Regions from separate parts of the Mus musculus genome. Here all the other regions are linked to region 1. A link is a loop called in an ENCODE intact Hi-C map of the cell type or tissue named here. Cell type or tissue: gastrocnemius. All regions are shown on one strand. Region 1 overlaps Ppp2r5c (protein phosphatase 2, regulatory subunit B', gamma). Region 2 overlaps Ppp2r5c (protein phosphatase 2, regulatory subunit B', gamma). Region 3 has its middle 4.0 kb from the start of B930059L03Rik.

The links. A loop is a pair of places that touch in the nucleus more often than their neighbours do. Peaks named below come from ENCODE experiments on the same cell type or tissue, not always from the same donor. Only the 100,000 strongest peaks of a DNase experiment are listed, where the experiment ranks them.
Region 2: it touches region 1 in a loop (4-fold over the local background); 21 of 42 quality-filtered maps call a loop at or near these places.
Region 3: a loop joins it to region 1, with 2.7 times the contacts of the local background. A loop is called at or near these places in 20 of 42 quality-filtered maps.

The regions. Positions count from the first base shown.
Region 1 is chr12:110,449,825-110,457,824 of GRCm38, forward strand. All of the region lies in intron 2 of Ppp2r5c (protein phosphatase 2, regulatory subunit B', gamma), which reads left to right. Among named protein-coding and RNA genes, the nearest start is that of Ppp2r5c, 6.6 kb to the left of the region's middle. In gastrocnemius, no CTCF peak of the experiment used is centred here; a DNase peak (open chromatin) is centred at 4,549; H3K27ac peaks cover 328 bases.
Region 2 is chr12:110,553,264-110,561,263 of GRCm38, forward strand. Ppp2r5c (protein phosphatase 2, regulatory subunit B', gamma) reads left to right here. Exons shown (of 16, transcript NM_001373949.1): 10 at 1,580-1,633. Among named protein-coding and RNA genes, the nearest start is that of B930059L03Rik, 34 kb to the right of the region's middle. In gastrocnemius, a CTCF peak has its summit at 3,750; no DNase peak of the experiment used is centred here; H3K27ac peaks cover 1,787 bases.
Region 3 is chr12:110,583,374-110,591,373 of GRCm38, forward strand. No RefSeq gene overlaps it. Among named protein-coding and RNA genes, the nearest start is that of B930059L03Rik, 4.0 kb to the right of the region's middle. In gastrocnemius, no CTCF peak of the experiment used is centred here; a DNase peak (open chromatin) is centred at 7,993; H3K4me3 peaks cover 1,404 bases; H3K27ac peaks cover 1,162 bases.

The DNA of each region.
Region 1 (8,000 bases):
AGTCTTGACTGTACTCGCTCCTCTCCTCCTATTACTCCGACTTTGAATATTTTAGCCTGAAGAGTGTAAATGGGTTTGGTATTCATGGTTGCTCTTGGAGCCCTTCTAATGTCACGCGAGCAGCGGTGGTCCACACTGTCCCGTGAAGGCTCAGAGCCTAGACAGTTTCCACACTCCAGTTTTACAGCCTGGGGAGGTAAACAGGGCTGGTGTTGCAGCCATGGGTGAGCTGCGGAAAGGCTTGAGAAGTGATCCCAGTGAGAGTCGAGAAGTTAGCCTGTGGTTGACTTAGCACACCGCTCTCCCTCCGGGCCATGGAAAGTCCTTACGCTGGACATTCGGCTGGCCTCACGAGAGACAGGCCTCAAGTGGTTTACCTCGAAGAACACTTTTTGGCTAGCCCGTGGCTTTTTAGATAGGAGGGAAAAGTACTGGAGTGGAAGACAGCATGAGACCCAGGAAGGTCCTCCAGGCTGGGAGTGAGAGCAAACGGGGATTCAGGCCTGTCAGGAGTGATGCACGCGCTCGCCTTGGGAAACGTGTTTCCTCATCTCTTGAGACACTTTAGTGAGCTAAAGATGTTGGGGGCCCATTTTTACTGTGCGGGATAGATTGGGCCCTGCTTTGCCTAAGAAGTTTTTCCCTGTAAGATGCACAACAGCGTAGATCCAGTAGCGTAGTTATGGGTCCTGCTAAAGGTTGTTACTGCTGCTGGGCATTCGCACATTTCTCTTTCCTTTTCTTCTCTGTCCATGAGTATGTTAAACTTTGACTTGTTGCATATTCCTGTGTGTCCTGAAAATACAGATTTCTGTCCCGTGCCAGGTACAGTTTGTTTAGTACAGGTTTGCTTGTCTTTAACTGACAGGCCACAGCTGACCCACGGGCTACTTGAAGTTAGAAAACGTGGAGATGGACGGAGAGAACAAATTATCACTTGGATACGGAGGAACATGACTAGGCACATTTTATGAATACTCCAAATCCTAAATTACACTGAGATCTAGACCTTCATTTGGCAGGGTCAGGCCATTGGATGGTGTTGCTGTATTGTCTTGTCGTGTTTTTAAAATCTGTGCACTTTGTCCAAAGTTGAGATTTTTTTTTTTAAATGTGTTGATGATTTTTACAAAGTGATTTGTTTTGGACACATTAAAGGTGGTTTGAGTCTCGTTTTCCGTCTGTGCGTTTTGCATGCTGGGCTGAGTTTTGTTTGAAAGTCTTTTCAGCATCTCTTATGTAACATGCAGTGCTTGGAAGGAAGCTGGAGCAGCCTTCGCTCAGACTCGGTCTCTTACGTCGACCCTGTTTACCTTTATGAATCTCCTGTCCCTTTGCACTGCCACAGCCCTCGGAGGAAGGGACAGTAAGGCGGAGGCTTGCCAGGGGTCACGTTACGCTGGGAGCCAAATAATGTTTTTCTGTAAGTTAAACTAAAATTTATAGACGTTATTAATCTAATAACAGCCATTACGTGGGAACATAGGTAAAAATTTTATGAAAATATCTTTCAAAATTATTTCGGGGCTTTCTGTTCACTGTCTGTGGAGCAGACATCTTTCTTGAATAAGTTGGAAGGTGGCTGTGGGAGTAGTTTGGAAGGAGCCACATGGTCACTTACCTGACATCCTCTGTGGAAGGGCCAAAGCCTCCATCCATTGGCTGGCTCTTTTCAGACCTGAGGTCGGTGCCCAATGCTCAGGTGCATAGAAAGATGGTGCAGCCTCAGATGGGAGAGCTTGGGAGTTGTTGGGAAATGGCTACTCTGGATTGGCTGCCTTCAGGCCTCAGAAGCACCTGGGTCTTCCATAAGCTGCTTTTCCTCCACCTCCGACTCCTCATCCACGTGTAAGCTGATGGGTGGGAGACCTGGTGCCCACGCTGGTATGGAGGCAGGGGCTTTGTGAGAGGCTGTTCCCAGCTGCGTTTATCCTTGACCTTACCTACTAAATGCCAGTAGTAGGCATTGCTGAGTGTCTCCAGAGGACAGACTCACCCCTGCTGAGCCCTGCACTGAAAAGACGCTCTACAGAGTGTGCACGTTTGCCTCCAGAGTGCGTCTGCCGTCCCCCGGTATGCTTCCATGTTGAACAGCAGTGCTCAGACAAAAGGGAAGGGCCCTTTACATGCCTCAAAGGCATTGAGAACCCAAACAGATTTTATGTAGGTGGTTACAGCTCTCTTACCCATATTTTTCATATTAGAAATTAAAACAAAAAATTCAAGTATTCATCAATTCAGCTAATAATAGCAGTAATACTCATTACATATTAACAAAAATAGCATTTGTGTGAAAATATTTTTTTTTAAAGAAAATTCCCTGAAAAGAGGGGTATTGTTAGGGAGCTGGAGAGATGGCTCAGCGGTTAAGAGCACTGACTGCTCTTCCAGAGGTCCTGAGTTCAATTCCCTGCAACCACATGGTGGCTCACAACCATCTGTAATGGGATCCCATGCTCTCTTCTGGTGTGTCCAGGGACAGCTACAGTGTACTCACATAAGTAGATAGATAGATAGATAGATAGATAGTTTTTTTTGAGGAAAAGGGGGGCATTGCTTTAGGTTTTTTGGACATCTTTAGCTGCTTGGCTCTACAGTCAGTCCATTTTGGTAGCACATGTATCGCTCACACAAATCTTCCCGGCGTGAGACTGAAGTGAACTCATGAAATCCCATCCAAGTTGCTGTGAAGACAGTTTGGCTTCCTGGAGCACCAGCTCAGGCTCATCTATCTGAAATTTAAGATTTATTTTTTAACAATTTATATTTGTTTATGTGCGTGAGTGTTTGTGTGTACTGTGTGTGCCTAGTGCCCACAGAGACCAGAAGAGGGTGGCCCAAACTGGAGTTCCAGGTGGTTGTGAGCTGCCGTGTGGGTGCTAGGACTAAAACCAAGGTCCTCTACAAGCATGGCAGGTGCTCTTAACTCAGAGCCGTCTGTCCAGTTCAGGGAAGGCTTTCCTTCCTTAAGCCATATTTCTTTTGTCTAATATAAACGTGGGAAATAATTTGCCATCACATATCCACGGCACAGTGCTTTGGGCCTGTGGCTCGCTTGCCTTACTAGATGAGTCCTTTGGGGCCAGCTATTTAACAAGATCCGTGCTTCTTTGCAATCTCCATGTGTTAGTTGGGCCCTACAGTGGAGAAATACAGTGGTCAGTGGATTTAAAAAGTGCTTAGAAGGTTGGGAATTTTGCCCAGCCGTGGAACGTGTACCTAGGGAGTGCAGTGCAAAGGCCTTGTGGTCAGTCCTCCGCACTTGATAAATAGTGCCAGAAAAGGGAGAGCTTCAGGTCAGCCTGCTTACTGTTCTATTATTGTAAGTTATAAATAACCTTTAATTATTATTTGTTTTATGATTTTTTTAATCCCGAAAGGAATTTCAGGGCAGAGCTTTCATTCAATATTATTGATTTTAAGTAAGTGACGTCATACTAGCTCAGATGATACGGCAGTTAGGACTTTTCTTTTTGTTTATATCTGAGTCAGGGTCTTATTACCATGTAGCCCAGGCTAGCCTCAGACCTTAGCTACTCAAATGTTGAGATTGTAGGCATGTGCCCACACCTGGGACAGGACTTCCTCTGCTGTTTTGGGAAAGTTCTAAGCATTAGAAAATTCTTAGTTGGCAAAAGAATAACTGTTTCACAGACCTTGCTAGAGAAGATCAGTGGTAAATGTATCTATCTATTCAGTCTGGTTCTATTTAAAGCATTTCAGAGTGGGCTTTCCACTGAAGTGTGTTTCTCCTTCCTAATTACGTTCATTTGAACACTGCGTCTTGGAAGAAGATATTTTTGCTGTATTTTTCAAGGCAGTGCACTTCATGGTGATAAACAGATAGATGATAGGTGGGTGGATGGATGGATTGATGGGTTTCTGGCCTGGGCATCTTTGGCCCTTTTGGCCCCTGTGAGCATGGTGCTGAGGATTGTGGGGATAAGAAGGTTAATGCAGTCCTGACCTGCTTAGAACGTAAGCATTGACTGAGGTGTGCTGTATGCTCCCGTTGCCTCTGGACAGTCTGTGTGCTTGGGAGTTTCTTGCCAGTTCCCCTTAGTCGGTGTTGAATGGAGGGCCTAGGTAGGGCCCATCTCCTAGAAAGAGCCAGATGCTGCTTTGGGTCAGGGCGCCAACGCTTTTAGCGCCTAAGCGGACAGGACCAGGTCTGTGGGACAGGCAGGGAAAGAGATGGGAGAGGTAACCTAAACATGGAGGCACAGGTAGCTGCAGGGGGAGCACAGGCTTGTGGACAGCCACAGGACAGAGCAGAAGTTTCCCTGCCCTTGTAAAGGACATCCCTGGTCATCATGGTCATCAGCTAACTGCCCAGCCACTGGCATGGCTCACAGGATGTCTTCTTGAGGCACAAGACAACTGCCCTGAAAGCTTCAGTGATGGGAAGAGCCTGCCGTGTTTCCCAGATGGTGGGTGTACCCTGGTCCCGGCTGAGCAGCACTGTCTCTGCTCCTCTACTTTCCCCTGGCTGGGAGCAGTACTTAGTAGTTTTGCTGCTTCCCAGGCCGCAGCATCCGTGTTTCTCCACCTGGGGGAGTCAGAGAACAAGCCTAGAATTTAAACTCCAGGGAGAGGCTAAAAGCCTTCACTGAGGGTGCACAGAGCTGCCCTTTATCTTTGTGTGTGTGTGGTTTTCTTGTTGAGAAATGTGACATTGATAGATGAGTTCCCCACACTGTACAGCCTACAGGCGTTGGTGTGGCCACAAATGTTAGCTTTGTCCAGGGAGGAGCTCAGAAGTTGGCCACATCAAGTGATTTCATTTCAACCTAAAGTCATGAGAATTAAAGTCAAGTTCCTTGGGTTAGCCGCATTTCAAGTGCGCAGTAGCCCCGTGTGGCTCAGACCTACCAGATGTGGAGTGTATATAGTGTCTGAGAGAGTCCCGTGAGGGAGAGCTGACAAGTAGCCAGACAGTATTTTACACAACCATTTCTAACATGAGCGAACGGATTGTAGTTTAGCCCCACTAGCTCTCTTTAACAATACAAATTATCAAAGTTCAGATTAAAAATTTAAACAAAAAGAAGAAACAAATAGGCAAGAGAATAGCTAAACTTAGAGAAAAGAAGACACAAGAGAGAGTATCTTGGTAAGGTGTGAAGGCACTATGTTTACCTCTTGGTCCATGACAGGCCTCCCCAAGTTCTACACGTGAGGAGACTCCATTTTCTTAGGTGAGGGAACCTTGAGAAACCCAAGAGAAGGCACATGGTGTCATAGTCGCTCTTGCAGACAGTGTCTTGTATGTCTACATTTTTATAGGTGAAAACATCCATGGTTAAAATACAGTATGAAGGCTGGGGTGTTGTCAGTGTGAAGCATGTGAGTGCCTACTGTGCATTAGACCCTGGGTCTAACTATTTTATTAAATAGTACGGGAATCTATTCTCACTGCACACACAGCCTGCTTTCAGTGTTCAGGGACAGTCTTGCCAAGGATTTGACATTCAGATGGAACTCTCTCTTCCCAAAGGGGTGATAGGCAGGTGTTGGGGTGTTTGGAGCCGGCGAATGAGGGCAGATAACTGGTGGGTGAGTGGGTTTGCAGAGTAGGAGAAGGTGGCTATTCATAGCATGGTACCCCACCTCTGTGGGTCCCTGGAGCCAAGTCACATCCCCTCCTCTGAGCTTCCCCTTTGAAGATTCATCTGTGGAGAACTCTGCCCAGAGACGCCTATGGCACATGACCCCCAGTATTCTTGCTACCAAAGGTCACAGCTCTGTGAGTCCTTTCCTACCACTGGGAAACAGGCTGGCAGGTTTGCTCAAATCCATGGTCAATGATCAGAAAACCCTCCTTCCTCTCTGTTTCTACCTCTCAGCAGGAAGTGTTGCCCTAGAAAAATGAGCTTTCTGTGAAGGGCTAGATATAACTGTCCTAGGCCTTTTGGGCCTAAAATATTTGTATGGTTTGTCCCAGCTGCTGACTGTGCTATTGTAGGAGAGAGCAGCCTTAGACAATGGCCAGCAAACAGGTACCACCTTCTCACAGAACTGCCTCTCATGGAGTAGGTGGAAGCAGGGCAGTGTGGCCCAGGGATTTGGCTTTCTGGCCCTGGTCCAGGGTGCATCCATGCAGCTGGCCACTCAGAGAAAGTGGTGAGGTGGTTGGTTATCAACAGGCTTGGACCCCCATCTGAAACCAGCCCTGGTTAGCTCACGGCAAGGAGCATCCTTTGTGTTTGCCTCCGTTCACCATCGTGAACCCCTTGTGATCCCAGTGGCTTGGCCCTGCTCTCTGGCACAGTAGGCATCTCACATGTCCTCGTGAATTCTCAGAGCTGCAGAGTTTGAATGAAGGAAACATGCTGTTTGTTCCGTGTAGTAATCCCTTATATGGTAAGACGCTTAGGAGTGAGGCTCTGTCACCAAGCCAGTTGCTTATTTTGCTGGTTGAATGAATAATTCTGAAGCACCGAGACTAACAAGCACCCATGTCTCTGTTGCCCAGAATTCTCTCACTCCATGTTCAGGAGGAGGATGCCTGCTGTACAGGAGGTGTGGGGAACAGAAGAGACATTTGGACTTTGGAGGAGGCATCGCCTGTTAGAAAGTCCTCACCCTTTCTTGATATCTATTGCTTCTCTGGGGTAGCCTCTGCCACCATGCCCAGTAACTGTTGGGAAGACTTGGAGAGTGGCCCATACCCACTGTGGTAATAACACAAGTCAGCAGGGGCCTGCCTGGGTGGCTTGTCGCCCCAGCTCCTCATGGCACCTGGTAGATAGTTCTACTTTCCCTCCTCTCAAGAGCTTCCCCTGGAAGGACCCAGAGTCCGAGTGCTCGGGCCCTGAGAAGGTCAGAAAGGTCGCTGCCCTGTGCCTCAGGATACCTTAGATCGCCCTGCAGCTGCCTGAGGTTCCCCAGGGATGCGAGTGATGAGGCCGGAGTCTGCACTCGGAACTCTCAAGAGGAAAGTCATCTATCTTGCTTTGAGTTTGATGAGCAACACTGTGTTTGCGATTAGTACCTCAAACGCAAGAGCACCGACTGCTCTCCCAGAGGTCCTGAGTTCAATTCCCAGCAACCACATGGTGGCTCACAACCATCTGTAATGGGGTCTGATGCCCTCTTCTAGTGTGTCTGAAGAGAGCAATAGTGTACTCATATACATAAAACAAATAAATCTTTTAAAAACAAGAAGGAGGCTAAGGGAAACCCTGGGGTCTCTTAGGCGGATGAGCAATTAGACCAAAGCACACCTGCCGTGGTCTCCAATCCAGGACAGCGGCCAGAGAGAAGAATCAGGGTGGGATTGCTGGGTCACCTGATGGTTATTCAGTTCACCTACTGAGGAATTCTAGCTCTTCCCCAACTCGAAACACACACACACACCACACACACACACACACACACACACACACAGTTGTCAGGTATTGCTATCTTCCATTTGTTTGAACCGACTGCCTATGCTGAGGCTGTTGGCTAGTCCGGTGGAGCACCTTTCTGAGTGCCTGTAGCCTTCCTCTTGTTGAGTTACCGGGAGAAGTTTTTGTATTTTGGCTACTGATAGATTGTCATCAGATATGTAATCCACAAGTATTTTGTCTTTATCAGTTGTATTTTACTTTTTATAATGCTTTTTATGTATAAAAAGTATATTTTTATTTTTCAGGTTTTGTTGTTTTCATTGTAGTTAGCAACTTGCTGTCAAATCCAAGGCAGTGAGATTTGTTTTTGGTGCTTCTAAGAGTTTTATGGTTTTTACTGTTGTATCTTAGGTCTTTGGTACATCTTGAATTAGTTTTTATATACTTTCCTATGTGTCTGTCCCAACTCTGTCCGTTGTCTGCCTGTATTTGTCTGTGGGGTAGTCTCGCTCATTAGTTCTGTCTGACCTACCACTATGTCAGTCAGATCACACTATTTTGATTAAAATTGTATCTTAAAAGATGTTAACAGACATGAAAAAATAGCTTGGGTCTTGGAAAACAAACTGCTGACATTGCTGGGACACTGTGCGTGTGTTTGTGAGT
Region 2 (8,000 bases), 100 kb after region 1:
AAGCATCAAGGAAAACCCCAGTGTCAGCTTCTCAGCTCCACGGGTATTCATACATGTGGACATTTATGACCACACACATTTATGCACACAAAAAAGAAAATTCAGGGCAATCTCTGGAATGTAGATTGTACAGAAACTTGGGGAGCCAGCTTTGAAAGGAGGCTTCTAACAGTGGTGATCTAAACCTACTGCCTTAGAGACAAAAGCCGATGGCCACAGCCAATGGCGTGCTCTGACACCTTGTAGAGCCAACTGCAAGTCTCAGGGTGTAGTCACGCTGCCACCTTAGTCAGTTGCAGCCTCTGACTCATTTCTGTCTGCTTGCATTGGATCTGCTCTCCCAGAGACAGAACTTAGCTATGCTGGGGCTCGAGGAGGTGGCCACCCTCAGTTGCAGCCCACAATCCCCTGCACGGCTGGGCACAGACCAGGGAGCCATTATGCATTAAGAACACATGGGCAGGGAGCTGGAGAGTTGGCTCAGCACTGACTGCACTTGCAGAGGACCCAGGTTCATTTCCCAGCACCCACAAGGCCGTCTGTAACCCCTGCTCCAGTGAAGCCCTTTCTAGTTGTGCACAAAGTTACCCACACACGTAAACAAAATAACAAAATAGTAACAAAATACTTTATTTCCACACTCACACACACACACACACAGAGCACATGGGGGACGGGGGCTGGAGCCATGGCTTACCAGTTAGGAGCACTGACTGCTTTTCCTAAGGACCCAGGTTCAATTCCCAACACCCAAATAGCAGCTCATAGCTGTCTGCAACTCCAGGATGTGACGCCATCACGGACTTACATGCAGGCAAAGCACCAGTGCACATAAAGTAAAGATTATTTTTTAAGAAAGCGCATGGAAGGGCTGTGGGCATCATAGGACAGGCAGTACTTGCTTGTCATGTGCAAGGTCTCAGCTTCCATCCCCAACAAAGATTTGTATCGAGACGTAGAGCTCATAACTGTAATCCCAGCACTCAGGAGTCCGAGGCAGAAAATCATGAGTTTGAGGCCCGCGTGCACTGTATGTAACAGGACCTCGTTTAAAAATTAAACAAGAGTCCATTCTGACCCGATGCACTGTCCTCCTGTTCGCACATTTTCTGTCTGGCATTGCCAGGTAACAGGTCTGCTTGTCTTGTATCATATCCATCTTGAGCAGTAATAATTCATAAAGGAGCTTGGCGTGGGGGACATCTAATCTCAGCGCCCTGAGACTGAGGCAGGAGGCTGGCAGGAACTTTGGGCTACATATAAATGTTATCTCAAAGGGCAAATAAAGAGAGTGCAGAGATTTCTGGTAGGACTCTGCACTACAACTTTCCAGGTATTACATTACTTGTCTATTCTCATCTTCTAAAGACACACACACACACACACACACACACAACTATAAAATCTGTCACAAAGAGATCGGGGAAGAATTATCCAGTGAGCATCCGTCCCAAAGGTATCTCCCTGAAACTGTCGCTCAGCCACAGCAGGCAGTTTCGCAGGGGAGGGTGGTTGAGGGTCATTCTAGAAGGGAGCTTCCATGCTGATGACATCTGACACTCTCTCCCCTCCCTTTCAGCTGGCGTACTGTGTCGTGCAGTTTTTAGAGAAGGACAGCACCCTCACTGAACCAGTAAGTGCTCGATCTGGACTGTGACCCTCACTGTGTCCCTGTATTTCGCCACATTGCCTCTCAGTCGGCCCTGTCACCTTCAGTGGCAACACTGTCGGAAGCTCGTCCCACTCCTGGGTTGGAGGCTCAGCTCAGCTGTGGTGGTCTGATGACGAGTTCCTTCGCCGCAGTGAAGGTTATGTATAATAAGCTTGCCACCTTGTCTCACACTGTCCCACAGTCCTTGGAACATGGCCCCTGAGCAGCTGTGGCCACCAGCCTGGCCCCGTTGAGCCCTCCACACTGGGCAGCAAGTGCTCTGACTCGGGCACAGGGTTGCAGCAAGAGTAGAAATCCCTTGCACTCTAGAGGAGAGTGGAGATGCTCTGGAAGGTTAATCTAAGTTAGTGTTGTTTTACAATCACTGAACAGCAAATGGAGACTAGACTACTGCCTTTTGGTTTAGATTTCTAATGTGTGTGTCTGTGTGTGTGTGTGTTTTATCTTTATTAAATTTTTAAAAATTCCTTGCACCTCCACACACACACACACACACACAAATCAGTCACTAAATATAGGCATGGTTGGCAACGTCATTCCTGACTAAGGTGAGGCAGTGTAAGCAGCTGAATCCACTTCTAAAGGAGCCTGGGCTGCAGTCCGTAGCCCATGCAGCTCATGCGGTCCTGGCATACAGTTCACGCCACACTCAGTGGCTCAGGAGGCTGAGGTGGACAGGTGACTGTGAGTGTGAGGTCTGCCTGGGAAGAGGAAGAGCTGGCTAGAGCAACACTGGTGACAAAGAGCACTTGTTGCCCTTTAGAGGTTCCCGGCACCCAGGTGGTGACTCACAGCGGGCGGTAGCTGCAGCTCCAGGGCATCAGACACCCTCTCCCACCTCGGCAGGCATTCCCATGCAAGAGCGCACTGGCATGGTCACACAGGTTTCTCCCCACACCTCACAAAGAAAAGAAATCCCACCCGCTCCCACCACCCCTTTTACATTCAGAAGTCAAGAAAGAGAGGCGTGGGAGAAAGCTACACTGAGTTTTCTCCCTCGGGTTTTCTTTGTGTGTGCTTTTCCTATGCTGATGACTGAAGAACTCACCGCTCAGCGCTTGTGTGCCTTAGTCCCTGTTCGCTCGCCTCAGGCGGGATCCTCCCACCCGAAGCATCTCTACCATCTGGGCCCTGTCCCAGCCTGACCCCGGGCCTGCTTAGCCCGGATTGACTCTCTTTCCTCATCTGTGTGAGCAGAGCATGAACTCAGGTGACACTTGTAAAGGTTTCTGCCCCACTGATGCAGTGTAATGACAGATAGGCAGGTCGGTAAGGGGTGAGCTTAACTGCGGGAGACAAGACAGAATGCCGCTGTCCCGTAAACATAGGATGCCAGTCGCAGGCAGGGCTGTGCACAAACAAGCCAGAAGTCCCACACACCCAGTGTGGTGTGTCCACCCCGAGCTGTTGTTTGTAGCTCCTGTTGACAGATGACATCTGCTGACAGATGATAATATGATATCACTGTCCAGCTGCAGAAAGCAGAGCTGATTTTCAATATACTCAAAGCATTTGGACTCTCACCTGGTACATTTCTTCCTTTGAAATTTACATTTTATAAAAATGCAAAGGCCACTGTGTCTGACTTAGAAGTAAGCAATTCGTTTTATGTTTTGGTTGGTTGGTTGGTTTGGTTTTTGAGACAGGGTTTCTCTGTGTAGACCTAGCTGTCCTGGAACTCTCTCTGTAGACAAGGTTGATCTCAAACTCAGAGATTTCTGGTCTCTGCTTCCCAAGTGCTGGGACTAAAGGTGTGCACCTCTGCTGCCAGCTCTGAAGACTTAAGATGGAGGTGTGGACTGGAAAGGAGTATGTGTACTCCGCACACAGGAACCTCACATGCCACCCCAGGGCTCCAGGTTGCCATGTGGATTGCTTTAAATACAAGTCGTGGCAGTTACTGCAATCAGATTCCCACCAATAAAGGACTTATCAGGAAGACTGAGTCCAGCTTGAGGCTTGAGAGGGCAGCAGAGCTGACAGCTGCAGGACCACGTAGCTTAGGCGCTTAGACTTCAGACAGATCAGGACCGAGGGACGAAGGACTCCAGCTGCCTTTCTCCGTTCTTAATCATTGCTTCATCCAGGACTCCACCTCCTGGGCTGATGCCACCAACACAGGGCAGGCCTTCCCTTTAGTTAATCCTCTCAGCAGAGGCTCAGAGGATGAACCCTTGGGTGTGTCTCATTAATGCCTTAGGCGACTCTTAATCCAATCAAACTGACAGTGGAAATTGCCCATCACTGTGTTCCGCTTAAAAGGCTGCCATCTGTAAAGAGCATTTGCTGACCCTGTAATTGATATTTTTCACGGACTCCAAAGTTTCCTGGGCACACTAGGCATAGATACTGTTTTCTTTGTTGCCAGGCTAGAGGCTCATGGGAGATTTTACACAACTGTGTCTCCTTTCATCCGCCTGTCTCCCTCTGCTAATGGGATGACCCACGTGTCTTGGCAGTCACGGCTTTGCCCCTAGGTACACCAGGACAGGCTCGCCAGGACTCAGGGCAGGGTCACTGATGTGTTTCCCCTCTTCCCCGTTCAGGGAGCATGCGCTGAGCCTGGAGCCTGGCGCTGGTGTTGTCTGGCATTAGCACACGCAGGCATGCACACCTTTGGCAGAGTCCTGCCCTTCTCACACGCAGACCGGAAAACTGGGTGCTGCTCACAGTAGCTCAAAGATCAGAAAGAGTCCAGTGTGAACCTGGTTCAGAAACTGGCTTTCCCATCAAGGCAGTCCATATTGGCTGTGCAGCCCCTACATGACTTTAAAAACCCACTGACCGCTGGAGGGCCAGTGTGGGTCAAGAGTAATTCCTGTCTTCCATATTAACCATGGTTCTGATTCAAAGTAGATACTCAAGAAATGCCTGGTTGACTTAATAGTCGGAGGGAAATCATTAAGTGGTAGACTTTAGAAATGTGTTCTCTTAAGACTTTAAAGAGTGTGTTTGTGAAAGTCTTACCAGCCTTGCCTAGCCTAGCACCCCATATGTAGACTAGACAGGCCTCAAACTCACAGAGATCTGCCTAACTCTTCCTCCTAAGGTCTAGGATCAAAGACATACAACACCACGCCCAGCTCAAGATAGTTGTAGATTTTTGTTAGATTCTAAAATTAGGAGGACTTGTAAAATGAAATTTGAAGTTTTATAATAGATAGGTAATAGAAAAAAAAATGTCCAGGAACCTAAATACCCAGAGCACCAAAGCAGAATTATTGTATATGACTATTTCTCAGATACCCGCCCTGCCTTCACCTTTGTAATAACTGGAAGTGACAAGTGAGTGACAAACAGCTCTAAAGGGCAGCACACACTCCTCAACAGTTTTGGTCCCAAAATGGGAGCAGAGATGCTAGCTCTACACCCTGTCACCACTGTCATCTGTGGTGGAGAGGGAGGTGCTGCCAGCAGCCTGGGACTATATGCACGCACCCACACACGCACAGAGTCCATTAGTAATACTGTGAAAAGGCATTTCAGGATGAGTCAGTGACACAAAGACAGTAAGTTTCAGCCGGGCATGGTGGCGCATGCCTTTAATTTCAGCACTTGGGAGGCAGAGGTAGGCGGATTTCTGAGTTCGGAGCCAGCCTGGTCTACAAAGTGAGTTCCAGGACTATACAGAGAAAAAAAAAAAAAAAAAAGACAGTAAGTTTCTCAAACTGAGAGAAATGGACATTTATGCTTTATAGTTAATTGCGGGTGTTGAGAGAGAAAAGTCAGTCACAACTTCAGTTGCTTTAAGAGAAATACACCTATAAATTCATGTGTTTGAATGCTTGGCTCATAGGGAGTGGCACTGTTAGGAGGTGTGGCCTTATTGGAGGAAATGTCACTGTGGAGATGGGCTTTGAAGTGTCAGATACTCAGGCTAATAAACCTAACAGGGCAGTCTCCTGCTGCAGCCTTGGATCAGGTTGTAGAACTCTAAGCTCCTTCTCCAGCACCATGTCTGCATGTGCTGCCGTGCTTCTTGCCTCTGAGACTGTAATTCCACCCCAAGGAAATGTTCTCCTGTATAGGAGTTGCAGTGGTCATGGTATCTCTTCATAGCAATAAACCCTAAGACACCAACCAAGGCAAGGGTTCCAACTTCCCAGGAGAATTGCACTTGCCTCTCTATACAGTACACACACACACACACACACACACACGAGAGAGAGAGAGAGAGAGAGAGAGAGAGAGAGAGAGAGAGAGAGAGAGATTGATTTAGATTCTGTCCTAATTACATTGTTCAAAGGATATAACTTATAACAGTGTTTAAAGATTGTAAAAGTTTAGGTGGGGGAGGTGGCACATATTTCAATTCCAGCATTCAGGAAGCCAACAGAGGCAGGCAGATTTCTTGATTTTGAAACCAGCCAGCCAACCTACATAGTGAGTTCCAGGACAGCAAGGGTTACACAGAGAAACCCTGTCTCAAGAAACCAAATATTTTGTATAATATTTTTTTTTCTTTATCTTGAATTTCTTTCTGTGGGTCATCAAGGTAGCTCAGTGGATAAAGGTTTCGATGCTAAGACTGACAACATGGGTTCAGTTCCTGGGGCCCATGCGGTGAAAGGAGACACCCAGTCTCTGCCAGCTCCTTCTGACGCCACACACATAAACACACAGGAAATAAGTAGGTGTGATAGAAAAGAAAAAAAAAAGAATTTCCTTTACAAGTGAAATCCTAAGGTAGGCTTTATGAAGTTCATTGTATTAAAGAAGAGTGCTGATCCCTCAAATCCAGACCTCAAACCTCCAGACTTCAAGTAGGCATAGTCTGTTGTTAGCTTCCATGTTTGAAGTCTTTAGGCAAAGGAGTGTTCTCTATAGACAGCCTTGGCTTTGTAAGTTCTGTTCAGGTTTCTTAAATCTTCAACCAATGGGAAACTCAAGCTAAGTCCCAAAACGAGGGTTTCCTTTCTCCTGTCTCTTCACGTTTCATCTTTCCATCTCGCCTCACAGACAAGGCCTCACACTGCTTCAGAGAAACAAGTGACTCCTGTGCACAGGTGCGTGCACAGGTGTGTGTGCACAGGTGTGTGAGCAGGCAGGTGTGTGAACAGATGTATGTTTGCAGGTGTGTGCACAGGTTTGTGAGCACAGGTGTGTAAGCAGGGGTGTGAACACAGGTGTGTGAGCAGGGGTGTGTAAGCACAGGTGTGTGAGCAGGGGTGTGTAAGCACAGGTGTATGCACACATGTGCCCTTATGAAGATAGGCCTGCTGGTGCTCATTGCACTTTTTAGAAAATAATGGCTAAACTCTAAAACTGTAGTTCATCTTTGTTGAGCCAAGTCAAGTATCTTGTGCGGGTGTAGTTTGGTAAGATATTTTGAAAGCATAGAGGAGCATCTTCCTAAGTTGCCCAGCAGGCACTCCTTGTAGCTTTCTGACTTAGGCAAAGAGAGTAACGTGCAGTAGCCACAGAGTAGGGAAGCACTGTGAATTTATAATCTGACTCCCTGGGCCTCAGACAAGGTAGCACTGCGCTCAGTGGAAGCTTGGGCTGCCATGTGCTTCCTCCTGACCAAGCACTCTCCAGGACTCATCCTTGGGCTCTGGGTGATCACACAGGGGGGGCATCGGGAACCCCGCTCAGGTCCAACACCTTCAGTGCATGCGGGCTTACATCTGTGAGATTGACAACATGCTTTTGATGTGTTTTAACAAAGTTGTAAACTGTGTGTGACAAGCAGTCAGTTACCTTGAGAGGTGCAGTATGCATTCGTCTGAAGGTTGCTAGCAGTGTCTACACTGGCTGCTTCCACTCTAGAGCACTCCACTGCTCTTCCATCAGAGGGGATGGATCACATTAAAGTATATAAAACTAGACTGTTTTGTTTTGGTTTTGGCTTTTTGTTTGTTTTTCGAGACAGGGTTTCTCTGTGTAGCCCTGGCTGTCCTGGAGCTCACTCTGTAGACCAGGCTAGCCTTGAACTCAGAAATCCGCCTGCCTCTGCCTCCAAAGTGCTGGGATTAAAGGTGTGCGCCACCACTGCCCAGCAAAACTAGACTGCTAATGAGAGAAAAGGCGTGGGGATGATTCTCACCGTTTCCGTCTCACGTGTCTCATGCTTGGCAGTGGGGACGTCATTTTCCTCTAGAGCAGCAGTTCTCAGCCTTCCTGATGCTGCAGCTGTTTTTGCATAGTTCCTGTGGTTGTGGTGACCCCAAACCTTAAACTTTTTCATTGCTACTTCATAACTGTAACTTTGTTACTGCTATGAATTGTAATGTAAATATCTGATATGCAGGAGATCTGATGTGTGACCCCTGTGGGGGTCGTGACCCACAGGTTGAGAACCAGTGCCCTAGGGTGTCTTGGCGTCCTG
Region 3 (8,000 bases), 130 kb after region 1:
AGGACAGCAGCCAGGGCTGCGCAGAGAAACCCTGTCTCGGAAAGAGAGAAAAGGAAAGGGCAGAAGCAGCTTTTGGTGGGCAGCACTTGCTTTCCGACAAGGCAGTGTGGACACAAATCCAGAGGTGAGAAACTGAACCGAGTTCTACCTTGATGGCCAACTAAGAGAGCAGGGCAGACAGGCATGCTGGGAGGAGAGCTGAGAGCCTTGCTGGCCCTTCACTCTCCTCACAGCATTGTTCTGGAAGCCTGTGGAAAAGAAAGTGAGAGGATCCTCGCTGTGGCTGTGCTTGGTCCATGTTTCTGCAGCCAGGGTATCCTCTGGGTCAGTGACCCTGGCCCTATCACATGTCTCTGCATGTCCGGCCCTTCTGGTGCGAGCTGTGCAGTGGAGGCCTTGGAGCTTCCTGAGGGCCTTGGCTCTGAGGCTCGTTGGTTACAAGTGTTTGAGGAAAAGACCCCTACCACAAGCATCTACCTCACTGGTTAGAAGACATCAGGTCTGGGGTAGTGACTAGGAGTACTGCTTCCTCAGGCTGGGTGGAAACTCCCTGAGATTCCTCGGCCTCCCCTCTTGAAACTGGAGAAAATCAGCACATTTGGTAACAGCCCACAGCACAGGGATTCTTGGCCAGAGGTGGGCTGTGACTGATAGCCACCAGAGCCACACAGAAGCTCTGTGTCTCCATCCCTGAGAGCTGGAGTCACCAAGTCAGGGGTGGTGGCCAAGAGTCCTCGACACCACCTTCAAAGTCCAGGTGCCACAAAGATGGTGAGCTGTGGAAGCGCCCACTAAATCGTGAGCTGGTGTATGAACACTCCGGGCAGAGGGTAGGGTGGGCAGGACCTCTCAGCGAACTCTCAGTGAGGCCTCAGCATCCAGGAGAGGTGTGGGCACAGGACGGCATGGAATCAGCACCTCAGACGTCTGTTTTTGTTTTTGTTTTTTTTTCAAGACAGGGTTTCTCTATGTAGCCCTGGCTGTCCTGGAACTAACTCTGTAGACCAGGCTGGCCTCGAACTCAGAAATCCGCCTGCCTCTGCCTCCCGAGTGCTGGGATTAAAGGCGTGCGCCACCACACTGGGCCAGATGTCCGTTCTTGCCTCTCACAGTGCTTCAGGGATATTGTTGCTGTGTAAACTTATGCAAAGTCTTGGAAAACCAACACATTAGCCCCTGTTCTCATTGACTTTGTGTTGCTAATACTAACATGAAACATAAAAATCACCAGAAATTCCACTCCCAGTTAAATGTTTGTTAGAGATGATTCGTTGGGAGAGAAATGGGTTCCACTACCAGAAAGCTGAAATTCACCCTTCAGTTAACATTGGCTTCTTTGCAAGGGGGGTGGGGGGGTGTTTTGAGGTTTGGCTTAAGAAGGACGCATTGTAAGGAGAGAGAGAGGTTGGCCTACACCAGGGAAGCTACATACCCTTCCCTGCCTCAGCCCACTGTCTCCTTCATGGCTTTTTGCAAACAACAGCATTATGTTTTTAGGGATTTTATTGTGGTTTGATTTTGAGACAGGGTCTTGCTCTGTGGCTTAGGCTGTTCTGAACTCACTACATAGCCCAGACTGGCTTCAGACATGCAGCAGTCCTCTTGCCTTAGCCCCCCAGGTTAGCACGTTCTCTGAAGAACCTTGTGAGTGGTGGTAAGTGGGAAACTGGAATTTGTTGGGCATTGTGGCCTGCACTTGGAACTCTGGCATGTGGGAGGCAGGGGCAAGGAGGGTCAGAAGTTCAAGACCAGACTGGGCTATGTGAGACTCTGTCTCAAAATAAAAGAAACTTAGAATACAGCTTTTTCTCTCCCTAATGTCTTCCTGGTCATATCCAGTTCAAGGCCAAATCAGCCTGTGTTGTGCTTGTGGGAAACACACCAAATACAAGCTGGGTTGAGCTAGAGCTTTCCAATGTGTAATTTTAGAAACTGATATCTAACAGACCAGTTATTAGATGGGTCCTGACCCATCTTTTCAATTCTGTGATGAAAGCAGGTGGGAACAAACTTTTCTGCTGCTCCTTCAGACAATGTGATGAGGGAAAAGGAAAAAAACAATGTAAAGGCACAAGGAACCCCAGGAGCCAGGCAGAGGACCAGGGGACCTTCCACTCATACATCAGTGGTTCTCAGCCTTCCCAATGCTGTGACCCTTTAATACAGTGACCCCCAACCATAAAATTATTTTTGTTGCTACTTCATAACTGTAATTTTGCTACTGTTGTGTTTTTCAATGGTCTTAGGCAACCCCTGTCATTCAACCCCCAGAGGTTGAGAACCATTGCCACGCTGTGAGAGCGAATTCCCAGTCTTGACATGACTAAGTCGGCTTCATCTCTCTCTCCAGGATGTATCTTGTAGGAAGATGTAGCCCTTAAACTAATGATAACTTCAGAGGCATCTGGAAGCCAGTAGGACCAGTTCTGAGCCCCCTGCTCAGATATGCTGATATAATTACCTTCAGGAGCCCTAATTTCCAACCTTGTTTGGGAGATTTGAGCCAAAGCTTCCACTCCAACAAGGATAATTGGACTCCCGTTAAGGCATGATTGGAATGAGAACATTTAAAAGCCTGTAAGGTGACTCCACTGAGCACTGCCCAGGGAACATTGCCAGAGAAGACTGTCCATCTTCTAAGCAGGAAATAAGACTGAGACCCAAGCCTCCTGAAAATCAAAATGTTGATACCACACAGCCCACAAAGTCACTCCGAAGCCATGTGCTGCTGTTGCTGCTGAGCTGAAGCAAGGACTAGCTTGTACAATAAGTGTTGGGAGGCGGGGGTGGAGAAAGTTAGTCAAGGATTTACTGTGTACCCTTGGCTGGCCTCGAACACAGGTATCTGCCTGCTTCTGCCTCCCAAGTGCTGAGATTAAAAGTGTGTGCCACCACACCAGGCAACAAACAGTACATGTTCTTCCTGACTTCAGCGCCATCAGATCCCAGGCGACTCCATGGTGAATACATGTGCTAGAGAACTGTAAGACAAAGGCCTACTGTATAAGCCCATCACCACAGCCCCGCTGCTAGAGGAACACACTGGCCAACTGCAGTGAGCCTGTTCTCACGAGCAACCTTATCTGCAACCCAGAGCTGTGGAAGTCTGGCTTAAAAGACTCATAGGTTCTGGAAGTCCCCATGCACCCTTAGGCATAAGATACTCCTAGAACGCCTTAGCAAGCTGAGGCAATCGAATATTATCTGTATTAGGGTTTAGGGCAGCAGCTGAAGAGCCATGGTACAATCAACAGGCAGATGCCCAGGCTGAGGAAATGGGCTTGGCTTGGGTGTCAGCTGCCTTCTGCTCACCTCTGGCCTTCAGCACGGGCAGGAGTGTGCGGAGGCTCACCTGGAGGACTGTACCCCTGGGAAGCTCATTTGTGTCTTCACGGTTAGTTACATATAGTCTGGTCTTAGTATCCATCCCTTCCAGGAGCAGAGCTGACACTAAACCGCCGCCATCCCACCACCACCACCCAGACCATATTATCAGCATGGTATACCCATCATGGCCCTGGTCCCCAAAAGAACAAAAAGCATTCTTAATTAGGCAGGATAACCATGGCATAGCTGCTACCTTTGAGAGCTGGAGACAAAAGCCAGTCCCCTTTGGGGAAAAGTTAACCTGTCTCCCAGCAGCTCACAAGAGGAACAGAGTGCAGGGAGGTCTGTGAACTTGGTCCACGAGTGACAGAGTAGTGCACCACCGGTCTCATTGGCCGTATGCACACTGTCTTGACCTGAAGCTCTTCTCACTATACAGCCCCAGGCAAAGAATCCAGAGCCTGTGGTCAGCTTTGCAGCCCATCTGAGAATGTGGAAACCTCTAGAAATGAGACTGAATGGCTACTGAGGAGGGCTGAAGGGCACAGCCCCAGACAGCGCTGTCCTAGCCCAGAAGGAAACAGGCACCTGAATGGGCAGAAGTGCTTGTGAACAGGGCTGATGACCTGACTTCAGTCCCTACCTACATCCTACACTGTGGCTGGAGAGAAACCAACTCATGCAAATTGCCCTGTGACCCCAACATGCATGTGAAACACAGACCACACACACATACACACACCTATGCTCATACAGACAAAATCATTAACCTTTACAAATTTTAAATTACCCATTCCAGGGCTGGAGTGGTGGCTTACTGAGTATTGGCTGTTCTTCCAGAAGACCTGGGTTTGATTCCCAGCACCCACATGGTGGCTCACAGCTATCAATAACTGCAGTTGTGATGCTCTCTTCCGACCTCCACAGCCACCAAAACACACACACACACACACACACACGAAGGGAAGGAGCAGGCAAAATACCCATACACATAAAAGTCGAATGTTAAAATGATGCAGTTCATGGTGTTTTACTATGGACTGCGACAGACTGGTTGGGGGGGGGGGTTGAGGAACTGTTCCACATGAAGAATGGACTCTCACCTCAGGGAACTGAACACTAACATTAAAGAAACTGGCACAGTGGGTGAAACTGACCCCAAGGGCTATGAACAGAGCTGAGCTGGTTCCCATTGAGAAGGTGGAGGGAGTGGCTGAGTTAGGATGTAGGAGCAGCTGATTTGTGGGCTCTGTGGAATTATACTGGGGAAAAGGCAACTGTTCGTGCATCTGTTTTAGAAGTTAAGGTGAAGCCGGGCGTGGTGGCGCACGCCTTTAATCCCAACACTCGGGAGGCAGAGGCCAGCCTGGTCTACAGAGTTCCAGGACAGCCAGGGCTATACAGAGAAACCCTGTCTCGAAAAAACAAACAAAAAAAAACCACCAACAACAAAAAAGTTAAGGTGACAAACTCCACACGCAGACATAGGGCCAAGAGCGTGTGGCCATGTAGCAGGGTAACCCAGGTGCTGCTGCAGTGGCACAGAGGTCAGCAGCAAGTGCCTGAAAACCAAGAGTGAGGACCCAGGCAACACGGGAATGTGCGAAGCAGTGTGGAGGGGAACAAGGAAAGGGGATTTCACATCTTACTAGAGATGCCTGTGTGTTTAGCAGGAAATGGTCTATGTGGTAGAGATGCCTGTGTGTCTAGCAGGAAACGGTCTATGTAGAGTTTGCTAATGTTACCAGAGAAGTCAGTGTCAAAACCTGGGCCCTAAGCAGCCTTAAAAAGCTAGGCTTGCCCGCTCATTTTCAGTAGGATAGATAGTTAAAGAGACTTGTTGGGAAAAGCAGACGAGATTAAATTCAATGTGGTCACATTAGGAAGCAAACAAATGAGCTCTGCTGACTCCCGAACCGTCAAGTCTACCTTTGGAGTACTAACTGGAAGGCGAGATTTAGAGAGAAGACAAGAGGTATGTATAAACTAAGCAATCCTGGTTAACTCTAGTCCCACACATCATTGGCAAAACTCCAGTGTGGTCTGTAAGGTGGTCTCAAGTTGAAACTGTGTAAAGTCTCTTCCTAAGAGACAAGTTCCTCCTCTGGCTAGCACCTACTTATCATTAACTGTCAGCTTGGTACATCTCAGAGTCACTTGAGAAACGAGCGTACATTGGGCAACTGTCATTATTGGTTGTTCTGTAAATCCGTCTGTGAAGAGTTGGCCTGATTGGGAACTGAAGGTTAAAGGGACCACCGCATGGCCAGGTGGCTCTGGGTTAAAAGTGAGTTAGTTCGAGGCTGGCCTTGTCCTCAGAACAAGTTCTAGGACCTGTCCTCACCTCCCCCCGGAAAAAAAAAAAAAAAGCCTAAATAAAAACTTTAAAGCAAGTTAGTGACCCACCAAGCAGGTATCTTCTATGGCTTTCTCGCTAGGCTTCTGCTCTGATTTCCCTTCATGAAGGGATACAAGACTTAAACTCAGAACATCAGTACAATTCTTACAAGGGTTGGCCTTGAGCGGGGACATGGGGAGCTGGTCCACTGAAATAGAAGGGAAGCTTTTTAAAAATATATGATTTATTATTATTTCTGAGTATACCATAGCTGTCTTCAGACACACCAGAAGAATGCATCAGATCCCATTACAGATGGTTGTGAGACACCACGTGGTTGCTGGGAATTAAACTCAGGACCTCTGGAAAAGCAGTCACTGTTCTTAACCACTGAGCCATCTCTCCAGCCTGCAGAAGGGAGTTTGTTTGTTTTGCTGTTGTCTTTAAAGATGGTGGGAGATTTGAGCTTTCTGAGCAACTTAGTTAAAAGATGAGGTCATGAATTACAAATGAAAGCAATGGCATTCTCTCCCAGTTTCAGGAGTATGGAAGATCCCAGCCCTCCCAACAACAGTATACCACCCCCCTAAGGAAAGAGGTTTTTCTTTAAATGGTGAGTGACAAGGGCCTCATCTTCCATGGGATGCCACCTGCCACAGGTGACAGCCTGGAGTCTACAGAAAGTAGCTGCATTTCTGTTTCCTGTGACAGGCTCTCTCTACACCATGAGAAGGCATCAAACGGGATACACTGCATTAAACTACACTGCTCTGCAGAACTATGGCTGCAGGAAGCACCACTGGCTTAGGCGATGGTACTCCACCGCTTCCCAGCTGGCTGGCTGCACGTAGCTGGAGGGCAAGGAGCTGGCTGAAAGTAGACACCCATAACAGAAATTCTACCTCCACCTACATGCCAAAAGAGACATAGGCATGCCGTGTAGGTGTGAGGAATATTCCCGAGGAGGATGCAAAGCCAGCAGAGGCAGGTAAGCAGGGGCTCCCACTGGCAGTGTCGCCATCCTATGCAGATCTCAGGGCCACAAGTCAATGCTTCTGGAAGGACAGGAAAGTAACCCCAGTAGCAGGTGAGGAAGGGTGGGTCACTTCAGTTTACTGTTGGTGGCTTGCAGATTTGTAGGACCCTTAAAAATGCAACTGAAAGTTTTAAAAGGTAAGTGTTGAAAACATTTTGAGACAGTCTTACCAAAAATCCTACTACCCAGCCCCCTGAATGCTGGCATTAGAAACACGTTCCACCCTGCAGGGTGTCATGTATTTTGACTCTGCAATTCTGCTTCAAAAATTTAGCCATCAGCAAAATTCACCTAGTCTGAGCAGTAAGGCCAGCTACTCCCGGCCGCACTGTTTTCCATGCTGAAAAACAGAAACCAGGAATTATCCTCACCTGCCTGAAGTGTTGCTAGATGCAAATGTGAGCAGAGAAGTGAGAAAACCCCAGCACACGCTCTCACTCCTTAAGATTTTATTTTTTTAAATGTGTTTGTTTCTGTATGTGGATTTGTACATATGAGTGCAAGTGCCCACGGAAGCAAGAGGGTGTTCGGTCCCCTGGGGCTAGGGTTATAAATAGTCTGTCCCTAACGTGGGACTCTAAACTCGGATTGTCCGGAAGAACTGTACATGGACCTAACTGCTGAGCGGTCTCCATAAAATATGGCCAAATTGAAACTAGAAAGGTTCTGGCACTCATTCCAAATTCGAATTCATCCTCACCCCAGGACTAACTTTTCCTGCCGGCCCAACACCTTCTTCTCAAACATTCCACACTGCAGCCAAGAGGGAGCTTGCAAAAACATCCCTCCAACCAGTCACCCCAGGATAGCCCGTGAGCCCTCTACAAGCAATGTCCCTATTACCCTACTTATCGCTGTACCTTCAGTCTGGCACCGTGTGGGACACTCAAAACTGCGTCTGATGGACGCAATGTACAGATAAATGTGGGATCAGCGAGAACAGCAAGATCCAAGTGGAGAGGCAATCAAATGTGGGTACGTGTGTGTAAGGTGGACGTGCTGACATACGCCTTCCATGCCAGCACTGGAAAGGTGGAGGCAGGAGCATCAGAGTTGGGACTCAGCACGGCTACCCGGCATCCAAACCAAAGAGCAAGCGGATGGCAGCAGGTACCCCGTAGGAATGAGACAAAGCGCATGCAGAAAACGGAGAAGAGTTCAAAGTCAACAGGATATCAGCTCAGCACAGCTGCACCAGAACACGGCAGCAGGACAAGGGCGGCCCCGGGAAGGTCTCTGCCATCTCGGCAGGGCGGAGATCTCCGCAAGGCGCAGCCTCCACGGCGCACGTGACTGGAT